2 separate regions of the Homo sapiens genome follow, and region 1 is linked to region 2. A link is an interaction called in ENCODE POLR2A ChIA-PET data of the cell type or tissue named here. Cell type or tissue: PC-3. All regions are shown on one strand.

The links. Peaks named below come from ENCODE experiments on the same cell type or tissue, not always from the same donor. Only the 100,000 strongest peaks of a DNase experiment are listed, where the experiment ranks them.
Region 1: POLR2A ChIA-PET joins it to region 2 with 13 read pairs; 3 of 35 experiments call an interaction of 5 or more read pairs at or near these places.

The regions. Positions count from the first base shown.
Region 1 is chr12:106,121,940-106,129,939 of GRCh38, reverse strand. All of the region lies in intron 1 of NUAK1 (NUAK family kinase 1), which reads left to right. LOC124903007 (a long non-coding RNA gene) reads right to left here and starts at 6,222. Exons shown (of 2, transcript XR_007063442.1): 1 at 6,033-6,222; 2 at 5,210-5,427. RefSeq lists an enhancer at 1-25. In PC-3, no CTCF peak of the experiment used is centred here; a DNase peak (open chromatin) is centred at 3,279; H3K27ac peaks cover 2,145 bases.
Region 2 is chr12:105,669,556-105,677,555 of GRCh38, reverse strand. No RefSeq gene overlaps it. Among named protein-coding and RNA genes, the nearest start is that of CASC18, 31 kb to the left of the region's middle. In PC-3, no CTCF peak of the experiment used is centred here; no DNase peak of the experiment used is centred here.

The DNA of each region.
Region 1 (8,000 bases), 450 kb before region 2:
CAGACAGACTTGGGTTCAAATTCTGTCCTGCTACCCAGGAGCTAGATGGTCCCAGGCAAGCTGCTCATTTTCTCTGGCTTCTGTTTACTCATCTGGAAAATGCAGCTATGAAGTATCCTACCAAGTGCAAAATATCCTACCAAGTGAGATTGCCATCAGAAATAGGATTTGGAAGCTTCCAGCACAGAGCCTGGTGCATAGTAGGCTCTTGAAAACTAGAGGTAATATTACTGTTTCAGGGAGAAGTACTAGGGTGGAGTACCCAGTGACCTTCTTATCTTGGCTCATGGCTCTCCATGCTTAAAATCCTCCCATGGTTGCATGGGACCCAAAGTCTGAATTTACCATGTCCTTCAAGGCTCATGCATGGGTCTTCAGACCACCACTTCCTTACTTCTTTGTTTCAGCCCCGTGTCTCGTGTCCTTGTGAGCACATGGAGAGTGTGTGTTGGACTATTTGTAGGCTCCATTCTTCCTTGTCTATTAGAAAGGCAGCAGGGCTGCTGTCTGTCTCACTCGTCACTGCAGCCCAGCCTGTAGCCCAGTGCTAGGCATCTAGTGGGTGCTCAGTAAGAATGAATGAATGATTGAATGAACAATTGCGGGAAGAAGCACCAGCAATCCTGAGAAGGGAGAGGTCTGTGAAGGCGGGAGTCAGCAGGGAAGGCCCTGGGGCTCCATCCTCCTCCTTCTCTGGGTCACGCTTCCCCTTAGCATTGTATGCACAGCATTGCCAGGTGCTTCTCAGTGACAGCAGCTGGAGAGGTGGCTCAAGCCCATCCCAAACCCATTTCCCACTCTTGGAGGCTGCTCCAGGCGGGTAGTTTTTCAGAGCTCAGCAGCCTCCTCAGGCTGCTCTCACACTGGCCTGGCTTCGTTCAGAGTCCAGCCCTCCATCTGAGAAGCCCAGGTAATCAGCTCTGCAGAGTGTGCAAGGTTTAGATGCAAAATGCATCTGCAAGGTTTTCAAAACATTTTTTTCTGGGTTGTAAATCAAGTACTTTAAGTATTGCAAACCGGCTGGGGTGCGGAGTTAATGTATGTCTTGAAAAAACACCATCATGATTTGCCTTTTAAATTTGAGAAAAGAATTCCACTTCCCTTACTTTTATTAGAGATATGGAGATCTCCAGGGGGAAGGCGCTAAGTGGAGGCTGTGGTAGGTGTTAGCTCCTTCCCTGGAAGGGCGGGGAATGGTGAGTGGCTTAGGGCTCAACTTTCGTCTGTTTGGCTGAAGGGCAATTTCCCTGTTTAAAAAAGGTAGCAGCTGCTTCTCTTAGTTATCTCCAGCGGGACCCCATTCACTTTTGTCTGTGTCAGGCTCACGGGCCACAAAGGTGCTTGATTGCAGCAGGTTCAAACGAAGCCTTGCTGGCTGCTGCCATTTCACTATGAACTGGGCTCAGCTCACGAGTGGTTCACCCCAACTGCCAGAGGTCACTCATGTCCCAGTCTTCTACAGGATCATGGAAGGGAAGTGGACCGTCCAATCTATACATCAAAAAGGGAAGCGGGAGTGGTGGCTCATTCCTGTAAATCCCAGCACTTTGAGAGGCCGAGGTGGGTGGATTATTTGAGGTTAGGAGTTCAAGACCAGCCTGAACAACATGGCAAAACCCTGTCTCTACTAAAAATACAAAATTGGCTGGGCACAGTGGCGCACACCAGTAATCCCAACTACTCAGTAGGCTGAGGCAGGAGAATCGCTTGAACCCGGGAGGCGGAGGTTGCAGTGAGAGAAGATTGCACAATTGCACTCCAGCCTAGGCAACAGAACGAGTCTCTGTGTCAAAAAAAAAAAAAAAGAAAAAGAAAAGAGAGAATTTGGAGCTAGGCTTCCTGGGTTTGAAAGAACATGAACCTCCAATGTAACCTTGAGATAATCAACTGTGACTCGGTTTCTTCGTCTGTGAAATGGGAGTTGCAGTGTTAACAAATTGTATGTCGAGTTCTTAGAAAAGTGTGTCGCCCACAGTGAATGGTCCATAAATCTAAGTTTTGGAAGGAGGCCTCTTTGGAAAGGCAGGATGGGGTCTTGGTCCTGTCTGTCCCTGCAGCAGCCTGGGCACGGGGCATTGCACACAGTAGGTGCTGCTGTGTCGAGCACACTTGCTTCACTTGTAAATTGAGGGCCTGAGACAAAAATGTCCTTAAGGGTCCCTTCCAGCTCGTAGGAAGAGAATCCTAGGATTCACTGAAAGGCTGCATTTCCTATTGCTTGTTTTTTGGCAGAAGGGCTCCTTGCTGGGGAAAGCAGGAAGTATCTTCAATTCTCATACACACTTTGCAAGTGTACGGAGAGTCTCCCTGTGTAGACTGTCAGCCTATGTTTAGGGAGGTCTGCTCGCCTTCCCTGCTCTCTGGTTCTGTGGGATGCAAATACATTCTATTCAGCTCAAGGCAGCCAAGGCTTTCTGAAACACGTGTATGAGGTGGCTTCTGAACTAGACTCTATGTGAGACAGAAAATGTTCACCCATGCTGGGTGTGGTTGCTTCTGCCTGTAATCCTACACTTTGGGAGGCAGGGGGATCACTTGAGGCCAGGAGCTCTAGATCAGCCTGGTCAACACAGTGAGACTCCCTCATCTCTACAAAAAAATTGAAAAGTTAGCTGGGCATAGTGGCCTGCGTCTGTAGTCCTGGCTACTTGGGGGGCCAAGATGGGAGGATTGCTTGAGCCCAGGAGTTGGAGGCCACAGTGATCTACGATCACACCACTGCACTCCAGCCTGGGCAACAGAGCAAGAACTTGTCTCAAATAAAAGAAAATAAAAAGAAAATGCTCATCCTCAAAGAACCTCTCAGTTTTCTCATCTGTAAAATGGGTTGGTAATAGAACTTAACTCCTAGGTTGTCACAAGGACTCATGGACCACACACACTCTGAGAACAGTGCCTGACATGAAGCCACTTGTCAAGCAGTGTTATTTGTTATTATTTGTGATTCAGAGGAGGGTAAGCTCATGTTCTGCTGGGCAGCTCAGAGGAATCTTTGCTCATTCCTTAGATGCTTAGACTTTAAAGGGGCTTTGCTTTTGGTCCCAGTGAGGCCAGAGGCTCCTGGCTGCCTCTGCTCTCAGGATCTCCCTGTGGACACCACTTATTCTTCCCAAGGCTTTAGCAGTGATTGGGCACATTGAGCACCCAGGAGAGCTTGGCTTCTTGATCCTGGATGACAGGTAGGCTAGAGGCAAGATTCCAGGGATGAGGAAAAGACTTAAGAGAGCCCTGTCCCCAGGGGAAGGGCTGTTTTTGCAGTCTCACTTAGAGGGAAGAATTGACTCATATGTTTACTACTATTTCATCCTTGAAGATGAACAAATAAAGCTAACCTTTACTGAGCACTTTGCCAGGCTCTGTGCTGAGTAATTTGCCTGTGTCATCTCACTGAATTCTTAGAACCATTCTATGAGATAGATGCTGTCACCTGACTTTGCCCAGAGGTAACTGAGGCCCAGGGCCCCACTGTTTGTAACTTGGGGATGATGGCAGGAATACAACCCATGTCTGTCTGAGCTCGAAATTATGAGCCTAGACTGCTTCCCAAGAAAGAGTAGAAATATCTCTGTCATTTTTTCTTGTGGCAGGTGTTCCCTTCTGCCTCTCCCAGGTAGCTGGTTTAAAAATATTTATTCAAATAGCACTGTGCTAGGCACTGGGGGAGGCAACAGGGAGTAAGATATTGCCCCGTTGAGTTCACCCACCTCTTGATTCTAGAATGTGCATCTAACCCTGACATTTGAAGATCTTCAGTCTTTGTGGTCCACATTTATCCCTCCTTGCTGGTCCTTTTAAGGAGACTGATTTCTTGTTGTATTTATTTTTCTTCTTTAATCTCTCAGAATTTTATTACTTTCTATCAAACACATCCGTTAGGCAGCCTTGGCTTTCTCAGTATCAATTAAGACAGATGCCAGCAAACCTTAGAAGCTCTCAGTGGTCCTTGAGGCAAGATAATTACCTTGTGTGATTCTTAGTAGATTTGATAGTGAACTCTTTCTTCCATTAGCAGAAGGCATGCAGGGGGGAGACTAATGGTCTGTGTCTCTGGTGAGCTCAAAGCCCAGCCGTGAACGTGTTTGCCTGGAAAGACAGGGCAGTGATGTGCTTGCTGCTCTGGGAAGAACCTCATTTTTCATCATCCTCATGGTTAGTGGGTATCTGTTTTTCAGGCAGGACCAAATGGAACACTGAGGGAGGAAATGAATGAGTGTGTGGGCGTGAAGCAGGTAGTAGAGATCCTGGAGAGGAGAAAAATGAAGTGGAAATCTCCACTTATTTGGTTGTGTAGGAAGGTCCAGAGCAGAGGGAGCATTTTTCCCTTAACAACCCTCATAGCAGGAATCATTGAGTGATCAGTGTGTGCCAGGCACTATTCTAACTATTTACGTGCTTTTTCGCCTTTGAACCTGTATTATTATCACATTCATTTCATAGATGAGGAGGCAGAGGCTTAGAGGAAGTCCAATGACTTGCCCAAAGTCACAGAGCCAGGATCACAGGATGTAGGGCTGGACCGTCTGACTTCAGGGTTCATGATTACAACCACTGTTGGAGCCGGACTTAAAGCACAGAGAAGTTGCCTCCGTGCTTGGGAAAATAGCAATATGAAGAACTTAATTTCATGATCCCAGTCGTTCTATGTCTTACTCATTTATATGCTCCCAGTGCCTAGTTCAGTGCCTGGCACACAGTCAGAATGCAAGAAATATTTGTCAAATGGCTGTGGAGTGTTATGAGTCTAGGTATGTTGGGAGACTTGGCTGCTGGTTCCATCACTGCCACAACTTAAGCTGTGTGACCTTGGGCAAGACATGCCCCTCCATGGCTTCAGCTAACTTATCTGTAAGATGAGCGCTCTGGGCCAGATTTTTGTTTTAAAATTTATTATCCATTCAACAGATATTTATTTATTTATTTATTTATTTATTTATTTATTTATTGAGATGGAGTCTGGCTCTGTCGCCCAGGCTGGAGTGCAGTGGCGTGATCTCGGCTCATTGCAACCTCCACCTCCCGGGTTCAAGTGATTCTCCTGCCTCAACCTCCCGAGTAGCTGGGACTACAGGTGTGCACCACCATGCCTAGCTGATTTTTGTATTTTTAGTAGAGACGGGGCACAGGCTGGTCTCAAACTCCTAACCTCAGGCGATCCACCTGCCTCAGCCTCCTGTAGTGCTGGGGTTACAGTCATGAGCCACCACACCTGGCCATTTAACAGATATTTATTGATTGCATTTTCTGTGTGAGATACCACTCTGGATGGTAGGGAGACAGCCATGGTGAGACAGATGACGTTTCTGCTCCCTTCCTTGCAGCTTACATTCCAGCCGCTTCTAGAAACTGCATTTTGTGAATCTTCATGTCTTGCCCCAAAATTGTTTCAAAGTGGCAGTTGCTGAATTCTCTTCTGTTTGCCTTCCCCTACTAAAAGGCAAGCCAGGGCAGGGGTTTTCATCAGTTTTGCCTACTGATGTACCCCAAGTGCCTAGAACAGTGCTTGGCAAGTTAATATTGCTGATGTGCATGCATGCATGAATGATTGCAATATCTCCTCTGCTAATGAGATCCCAGGATATAAAAATTCTAGGGCTGAAGCCTAAGAAAAAATTAAGGAGCAAAAATCAAATTTTCCAGGAAAAAATCCCATTTTCCAGGAAAAATACTGTCTTTATAAAGGCAAGAACAGTTGAGATTGGGATGGTTTATTATTATTCCTGCTAGTTGAGGGATTAGGGAATCAGGCAGGATTCCTTACTTTTTCATCTGGTGATGCTTTTTGCAAACCGCAGAGAAAACAAAACAAAAACAAAAACTCTTCCTTTCCCCCAACCCCTTTGCTTCAAGCAGAAAAAGCACTTGCTTCTTAAAACAGCTCATGAAGGAAAAAATTATAACGAATATTTTGCATTTCTCTGGTGGCGGCACAGTCTGAATTCCATTCAGCCCCACAATGAGTTCTAATTTTATGAAATGTTTGGATTAGCCACCAATTTTCCGGTGGAATTTAGGAGGCTTGTACTCGTACTTACGCTTGAAGCAAAGAAATCTCATAAAATCCTTGCAGTGTCTCGGGCCCAGTGGGACGTTGTAGCCAAGGACAAAATGACCATCAGCAGAATGACGGGGAGGAAAGAGATCTCTTTGGCAGCTGTGGCCTGGCTTTGCAGATGGTGGTGTGATCCTGAGCTGCAGTCTCTGGGGCTTGGCCGGGCTGCATACCATTTTCAACTGATCATGGGCTATAAAAATTCCAGCCCAAGCACAATGCCTCGTACCTGACCTTGTTCTTTCAATTCCCAGAGCCAGAGAACATTAGGGCATCTGGTAATTGGGTGAGAGGCATTTGATATAGCACATGGTGCTCTGTCTTCCCCTCCTCATAGCTCATGTTGCCTTTTGTTGTAATTTCCAGCTCACATATCTGCCTCTTTGCCTCTCGACCTGCACTGTCTAATATGGGCACATATGGCTATTAAAGTTAAAATTAATTATAATTAAATAAAACATTCAGTCCCTCGGTGGCACCAGCCACATTTCAAGTGCCCAGTAGCCCCATGTGGCTAGTGGCTATCATGGGATGTTGCAGAATAGATCATTTCCACTATCATAGAAAGTTCTGCTGGGCAGGACTAGTGCTGCTCTAGACACTAGGTTGAATGAGGACATGGCACACACTTGGCCCCTTACCTTGCTTTATTAGCTCCATAGCACACATTATGATCTATAAAGTATTATGTCTCTGAGCAACCTCGTTCATCACATTTTTTGTATCTCCGGTGTCTAGAACAGTTCCTGGTATGCACTAAGCACCCAGTAACGATTTTCAGAATGAATGAAATTGCCTGAATCAGCATTGCTTTGCATGAGCCTAACACATAGTGAGTCTTCAAACAAATGGAACAAATACTTCTAGAGGTGAAACCATGTAATGGATTCATCTGATATTTGTCGAGCATGGACTACAGGTTGGGCGTTATGCGAGGCTCTGGGTATATAGTGATGAGCAAACAAACAGATCCTCTGGGTGAGGAGCTTATTCAGTCCAGTGGCTCTTAAATTTTCAGGGATGTGGGAATCTCCTAGGTGCACCTGTTAAAATATACCATCCTTGGCACTGACCTCAGAGAGTCTGATTCTGATTCAACAGGGTTGGAGTGGGACTTGGGGACACCCGAGTATCTTCTGCATTTTAACCAAGCAACTCAAGTGAATGTGATGGGGGAAGTCCATGGTCTTTATTTTGAGAACACAGCTCTGGACAATGGGAAGCTAGTTGCTGTATTCATTTGGGGATACACCACACCATTTTCTCTCGTCTATACCTTCTCTTGTGATAAATGGAGGGCTCCTATTTGGGCCTGAAACTTGAGGTTTCTTTTCTTGTTATCCAATCATGGAGTAATAATAATGGCAAACAATTACATAGCAGCAATTACATGCCAGGCGATAGTCTAAGCATGTCAGTCACTGACCTGAATTCATCCCCATGGTAACCCTAAGAGGTGAACACCATTATCATCCCCATTTTTCAGGCGGATAAACAGGCACAGAAAACTAAGTCACTTGCCCATGTTTACACTCCTTGTAAGATCTGAAAATCCTGAACTGCTGTGATACTGCCGCTCATGGCCACTGGACTTGGGGCAGCTGCCTCCTGAATGCCCAGTGTGCCTTTTTATCCTTTTCTGCTAGTTGCTTGGAATCAAAGTTCCAGTATACTTATGAAATGCCTGTTTAGGGGATTACCACGTGTGGATGTTATGAGCACTGTTGGTCTACAAATATCCACCCCTGCCCCCAAGGAGCTTAACTGTTCAATGGACATTCCCTTGGGCCTACTGTGCACCAGCCCTGTGTAGTACACCCAGGCATAAGACTTGCACTTGGTCTAATGGAGGAGACAGAGGCACAGGCAAAGAGTTTCTGAGAAAGTGTCGCACACAAGATAGGTTTTCTTCTAGATGAGAAAAGCAAAGAAAATCTTTAAGATTGGGTTT
Region 2 (8,000 bases):
AAAAACATGTGTGCAAAGACCTGGGGACAACCCTGGCCCAGGGGAAGTGTTGGCACTGAATGCCCTTCCAGCCTTTATATGGTCCCTGGGAAGCAGTGCTTGCTCAGTGCGTATTTCTAAAATGTGGGAATTAACCAGAGCCTGTTCCTCAGCTATAAAGGAGAAGCTACTTCTACCTTCCTCCTGCAGCTGGCTTTTGAGGATTGCCAGTGAAGCATTAGAAAAGCAGCTGGGACCTTACCTGGCATGTAGTTGGTGCCCAGCAAGCTTTCAATGACCCACTTATGATTTCAGCCTCAACTTACTTTTCAGCAAAATGGGCAGGCTCATGAAGGCTCCCTGGTATAATAATGGAGGTCAAAATAGCTGTGTAAGCAATGAAATTCTGTACAAATGTAACTAACATCCCCCACCTCTTCCTCCTCTGCTAGCACCACTCCCTTCCAATCACTCCCTCCCTCCCTCCCTTTCCGGTTGTAAACTGCCCTTCTGTTTCCTGCTGCTTCCTTGCTTCTCCCACCCTCTGTTATTCCTTAGCTGCTCCTGGCCCCTCCTGCCTCCCCTGGATAGATCCTCCAGGCCCAATAAACCTTCCAACTTCTCTTCCCTTGCCCACTGGGCTGCTGGCAGGAAGCCCTTCCCTTCTCTCTCCCCACCCTGTTCCCTTTGGTAACACCCTGTACACATGGGGATTATTGCTCTTGGCAGCAGGTGTCCAGTTGTCAAAAAGACAGATTGGTCTTGGCCAGGAGGAGGTGGGAAGGCAGGTAAGGAAATGAGACTCAAATGGAAAAGGTCCCCTGGCCGGGAACTCTAAGAAATAAGGAGGGTGTGAATGGAAGCCACTGAACCCAGAAGGGTGCGAGAAAGCAAATTACAGATCTTTATCTGGGGTTATCTAGATTCACCAAGGCCCAACTTTTTACCCAGACCACCAAGTACAAACAGGATGCAAAAAAGGTGCCAAGCTAGAGAGGAAGGGGGAAAAGCAAAGGTAAAAGATCACCTACCCTGAAGATTCATTTCTAATCACTTTTGCTTTGCATTTTCTGCCTACAAAATATAGCATAGGATCATCATGAAGATTAAATTAGATAATTACTGTAAGCATAAGGACAGTGCCTGGCACATAGCAAGTACCATGCAAGTATTAGCTAATTGTATTGTTTTTATCATCAGTCATGATAATAATGCATCAAAAGTTCTGAACATGGAGATCACGGATTTTGAAGTCAGAGAGACTGGGTCTTAAATTCTACTTTGTCCACTTCTTGGCTCTGAAAGCTTGGCCCAAGGACAACTTATCTGAGCCTTGGTTACCTAATCTTTGATTATAGCAATATTACCTTCTTTGCCTTGCCTTGAATGGCCCCTGAGAGCTATTTCCTCTCTACCTATGTCTAAGTTGGAGAAATAAAATTAGAGGAGACATCACCTTGTACAGTAACATTCCTGCCCATTGTCCAGGGTCTGTGGGAGTCCAGGGCAGCTTCCTGGGCATGGGCCATCTCTCCCTGGCAGAGACGGTGAGAGAAGAAAGAGTCAGATTGTCAGAAAGATGGGTAAGAAGGGGGCAGTAAGCATGCAGTGTGGCTCTGGTTTCTGGAAAGAACAAAGTTTGGAACCAGAATATCCAGGTCAAATGGCTCTGCCACTCACCAGTTGTATGGCTTTGGGCAGATGATTTGGTCTTCTTGAGCCCCACCATTTTGAAGGCAATCAAATGAAGAAGTATATATAAGCCTGGAGAATTGGTCAGGACTCTCCTGTGGGCAGGGGACAGAAACAAACTCAAAGTAGGTTAAACACAAGATGGGACTGCACTGGCCCCAGCAAGAGTCTGACTGAGGCCGAGTTGCCAAGTCCAAATCACCAGGTTCCCTGACCCATCTGCCAAGCCCTTCCTGTAACTTACTTTCCTACAGTCCTGAGTTCACTCTCCCTCACTCCGTTTTTTTCTATGTCAGTCCACAGTTGTTGCCTTCACAGAGTTTATTCAATTTCCTTTCACTAAAGCTCTGTTTACTTTTGAAGATGCATGCTTTCATTCCACACACTCCACCTCCACCCTCCATAAACTTGGTTCCATGGAAAAGGCAAACCATGGAAATAGAAACCTCATAAACCCCTTGGCCAATACTTTGGCAGATTTTCTTAGAGTTTTCAAACCCTAACCTCTGGTCATTTACAAAGTTTATTCTTCCAGGAGATCAAGCTACATGCAGTGGATGTATATTTTGAGTCCAAATTCCTGAGGGCACCTTTTAGTGACTAACATTTAAACATCATCTTCTTAGGAAGTTTCTGGAAGGACAATCAGATGCAGGCTAACAGATATGACATACCACTTGTGACCCCAGATTCCACTCTGGAAACTTGACCTCAGTCTCCCTGTTGAGCCTTTTTCACTTTTACTTCCTAGTCCATGCCTGACCCACTCCTACCCACAAAAGCACACTATGCAAATAAATCCTGTGTTTCCAGCCATGAAGAGCTATTCCAGGTTCCCCAAACACAGCATGTGCTCTCACCCCTATCCCGATGGGAAACTCTGATTCATCCTTCAACTCTTAGCTCAAGCAAATCCCCCAGGAATATTTGTCCCTTTTCTCTGGTCTCATGACACTTTGACTAAACATATTATACTGTGGCCATTTGTTTGTCTGCTTTTCTTTCTGATTATGAACCTTCAAGGTCAGAAACTATCTTAGTCACCTACTTCCCCCAGCACCTGGTAGAGTGCCTGGTACACAATAGATGCTCAAGGAATGTGTGAAAAATGAAATGCTGGACTGTCTGGGAGGTTATTTCATGTGAATGGGCCTCATACCTCATTTAAGATCTCCTGGTGGAGCTGTCATATTCTTCTTATCTACTGCTGTGTAACAAAACTCCCCAATATGCAGTCACTTAAAACAACAATCATTTTATTATCCCTTAAAGCGTCTGTGAGTTAGGAATTCAGGAAAGGCTTGGCTTGGGGGCTCTGGCTCAGGGTCTCTTCCTTTGGTTACAGTCTGACCGTGGGTGAAGCTGGAACAGGGCCAGGCCAGAGCAGCTGGTAGGTAGAGAGGCTGCAGCATAGGTAAGCATCCCTCTTTGTGGAGTCTCAAGGCCTCTCCATGTTGTCTCTCTCCATTGGCTACTTGGCTTCCTGGCAGCATGGCGGTCTCAAGGCAGTTGGCCTTTTTATATGACGCTGGAGACTTCAAGGGTGAATGTTTCAGTGAGCAAGGCAGAATCTGAACCACTATGTATGGCCTAGATGCAGAAGTCACCTAGTGTCACTTCCACTGTTCTCTGCTGGTCAAAACAGTCACCAAAGCCTGTCCAGTTTCAAGGCAAGGGGATACAGACCTCACTCTCTCTAGGAAGAGTGTTACCGAATTTGCAGATGTATTTTAAAACTGCTACACTTAAATGCAATGTGGACAACAAAAGGACATCAATGGAAAAACTGGTGAAATTGAATAAAGTCTAGAATTCAGTTAATAGCAGTGTGTAAATGCTAGTTTCTTAGTTTTGATAAATACATCATGGCAGTGTAAAGGATTATGGGAAATTGGATACTGGGTATGTGAGAATGCTTTGTTCTATCTTCGCAAATTTTCTATAAGCCTAAAATTATTAGGAAAAAAAATTTAATTTAGGCCAGGTGCAGTGGCTCATGCCTGTAATCCCAGCCAAGGATTTAGGAGGCCAAGGCAGGAGGATTGCTTGAGCCCAGGATGTAGAGGCTGCAGTGAGCTATGATTGAACCACTGCACTTCAGCCTGGGCGACAGAGTGAGACCTTGTCTCAAAAAATAATAATAATTTAAAAGAGAATGCTGGCCGGGCACGGTGGCTCACACCTGTAATCCCAGCACTTTGGGAGGCTGAGGCAGGCGGATCACGAGGTCAGGAGATCGAGAGCATCCTGGCTAACACAGTGAAACCCCGTCTCTACTAAAAATACAAAAAGAAATAAGCCGGGCTTGGTGGCAGGCGCCTGTAGTCCCAGCTACTCAGGAGGCTGAGGCAGGAGAATGGCGTGAACCCGGGAGAAAGAGCTTGCAGTGAGCCGAGATCATGCCACTGCACTCCAGCCTGGGCAACAGAGCGAGAATCCATCTTAAAAAAAAAAAAAAAAAAGAGAGAGAATGCTATATTTCTCCTTCTTCCTACTCTAAGTACTAGTAGAGAGTAAGTGGTCTTAAAGAAACTGTGTGCATGCTGTCACTAAGAACCAATTCTGGTAAGCTCTCCTATTCTACTCAAGCAGGATTCGACACTGCTTTCTTTCCGCCCATGGTATATACCTCTACAATTGCACTAACCACAATGTTCTGTAGTCGTCTACCTACACTCCCATCTCCCAACTAGATGCTGTGTTCTCTGAAAGACATTTTCTTATGTGCACTTCCTGTCCACAGTTCCCAGGACACTGTCAAAATAATATAGTAGTTTGAACCACTTGAAAAAAATGACAGTTTTGTAGCTCAAAAAGAGTTGCATAGTAGCAATTAATCTATAAACAAAATGGAATGGAATGGAATGTATTTATATTATTCCATGCTTTTGCTCAAAGGAAATAACAGAGTCCAACATCCCTGAAAAAAGAACTCTTTCAAAGCAATAAATATTGACCAATGTTTTTCACTGGGAGTTCCACAAAGGCCTTAGGGTTTCTTACCCATTGGCTTCTAGAGTCCTCTCTAGCGTCGTTTCCAGAGCCAACGCCTGTGCTGGACTGAGAAAGCCTGCCTTGCTCTAGTAGGCCAACAGCCAGAGGCCGTGGGGCCTCCAGACTCAGACACAAACATGCAGGGTGGGGTCCCTGATAGCAGGGTATCCAGGCCCAGTGGGAAGGCAGCCAGGGCGCTGCTGAACAAGGGGCTGCAGGAAGCGGAGGAAGGAGGAAGCCCTCTTGGCGACAAGCCCCACCCCTTTTCCATGTCCCAGGAGGTTAAGCAGATGTCATCAGATAAATTTTTCCAGGCCTGAATGGAGGCTCTAATAGAATTCAAACAGGATCTCATCACTGCCACTTTCTTTCTTCCCTTTTCTCTTTGTAAACCTAACCTTAAGAGTCACGGCAGCAGCCCTGGAATAGTTTCAGGTTGTGTGTCACCCTGCAAGGCTCATGTGAACAAGAAATGGCCACCAAAAGGACCAAGGCAATTCAACAGACTCAGGCCTGCTGCATGAATTCTTCAAGGATGGGACTGAGACATGGCTTCAGGCACATCCAAGGGGAGAAGGTGGGGATCGGGGCTTGGTGGCCAAAGGAGCCCTGCCAGCATGATGGTTTCCAACTTGCTGCTGAACCAGATCCAGAAATGTGTTGCCTGTTTCTCTGTTTATGAATTATCCTTCCCTGAACAGAACAGCTGGGGCATTTTGTTTTCCATTCTTTAAACATGGATGGGTTTAGGCCTTTCCAATTTCTTGTTCTCCATAGTTTAACACACAAGGCAATAAAATACAGAGCCATTTTCTGCGGTATTTAGTTAATGATGCAGTATCTGGCAGCCTCTCCTCCCTCACCAAAGCCATCCTTGGGAAAAGTTCTCATTCAAACACTCAAGAAGTTGTTTTTAAGCAGTGAATCCCAAGACTTAAACATTTTTGGGCAATCTGGTTCTTATTTTAACTCAAACTGGTTTATTCTCCTCAGAACAAAAGAATGCCAACAATTCGGTGGTCCTTCACACTGCTACATCACCAGCCAGAGCCTTCCTGAGCTCTGAGAAACAGTGCAGTGTGGCTTCTGGAGATTGGAAATAGAGAGGACTCCTGATGGTTGTTTCAAGGCATCTGTTTTTAATTGATCTCATTCTTTATTCTATGGAACATCCAGCCAGGAGTATATTGAGCTCCAACATACATCACTGCTGAGAGCCTCTGGGGCCAGATGTAATCCCAGAGCTGCGAGCCACCTTCCAATGGCAACAGGGATGTGGTCAATACAAGGTGAACAGGGAAGGCTTTTTTGTTCAATACCAGGAATGCAAGATTGGATCAAGGGCCTAGATGCAAAAGAACCTGCTTGAAGAGCAGCCCTACAGTCTGTCCTTATCTGGAGACCACAGGCATCATGTGTGATCGGTAACATCACTGAGAAATCTACCTGATGACCAACTAAAAAGAGTGGGTGTCCCCAAGACCTCCGGATTTTATCACAAACCCCAAATGGGCCTGCCCTTTATCATGATATCTCAATCTTTGGGAAGTACATCTCTAGATGGAAGAATTCTTACTATTTTAGACCCCTGTCCTGCAGAAGATGACCCATTGTGAGTCACTTTATTTAGCCTCATCCTAACTTTGGCTTTTTTCCTCCCCTCTTCTTCCCACCTTTCTTTTCTTCTTTTCCTTATTCACTTGGCTGACACATAATTATGTTGTATTTAGCTATGTGCCTGATTATTTTGGGGTGCTGGAGGATACAGCAATGTATCTGTCAGGATGTGCTAAGTTATGTTGCAGTAACGAACAATCTCAGGAACTTAATGTCTTAAAACAACAAAGGTTTATTCTCCTGCTTCTTATCCACTGAGAGTTTTTGGAGGGCTCTGATCTCACAAAATCTTTAGGCAGAAAACCAGGCTGATAGAATGTCCAGAATTTCTGGAATGTTTATGGCTGCCATTGAGGGCAGGAGGATTTCAGGCAGTCAAAAGGCATGAGCATATGAGGGAGTTCCTGGGAGAGGTTCCTCTAATTGTGTGGTCAGGTAGGCCTCTCAGAGGGGGTGACTGTGAATTAAGCCATGGAGTATGAGAAGGAGGTAGGCTTGGGAGGATCTGGTGGAAGAGCATTCCAAGAGGCAGCATCAGTGTCAAGACCTTGTATTAGGAGCAGGCTTGTTCACAACCAGTGAACATGGCCAGTGTAGCTGGACCATGGTAAGTGATGGAGAAAGCAATGGAGGATGTAGCCTGCAAGGTCACCAGAGACCAGACTCTGCTGGACCTCACAACCAGGGCAGGGAGTTAGAGCTGTTTTCAAACTCTTTATTTTGTCTGTATATTAAATCTTAGCAAACAAAGCCCACCTTAGCTTCTAGGGAGATCAAGTCCTTGCAGAGCTTGGCCCTCTGCTGAAATGTCCTCCCCCATCCTTCCTCACTCAACTCACTCCAGTGTCACTTCCTCCAGGAATCTTCCCTAACACCTCAGTCTGATGAAACGCCTCAGTGCACAGGTACTATCAATTATGCATTTGCTCTACAGAACTCCCCACTTCATGGGACAAGTTCCTTGGGGGCAGAAACCAACTCCCTAGATATAGTGCTAGACTATGGTAGGTCCTGAACTGATGGTTATGAATGAATGAATGGATGAATATGCTCTTGCACCTTGTGATATTAGGCAGTATATGTAATACAAGTAAGTGGTAAAATGCTACATACCTATCATCATTACCACTTCATGACCTAGACAAGGGCTTACCATAGAGTTTGATGAAGACTCTTGAAATTGATTCAGAAGAGGCCTAGCTTACTTCAAGAAAGCAACACAGAAGACATCTAAAAGCAGGAATGTAAAGAGGATGTATGGATATATTCTACATACCAATAGGGTATAAGCTGTTCTGCTCACATTGTCTCATTTAATTTTCACAATACCCCTACAAGGTAGAAAGCTGAGACTCAGAGAAAAATTAGACCCACATAGCAGATGCTCTATAAACATTTGCTGCTATTATTATAGTCAGCGTTATTATTATTATTGTTACTGAAAGTGGGGGAGGAGTTTAGGGCAGTATATTCCATACAAGGGGAACAACATGTTCAAAGCAGAGAGCCCAAGTCAGAAGTGCTCCAAAAACAGGGAGGAGAACCCCTCGGGCTGAAACCCTTCGGCTCTTAGGAAGTCTGGGATCCTTCTAAGAGGCGCTGATGAATACCACAGACCTACTCCCCAGAAATGTGTACATACACACAAAGCTTGTACAGTTCTGCAAATTTACGGACACATAAAAGCTCATCCATGAATTTCAAAATAATGAATATTA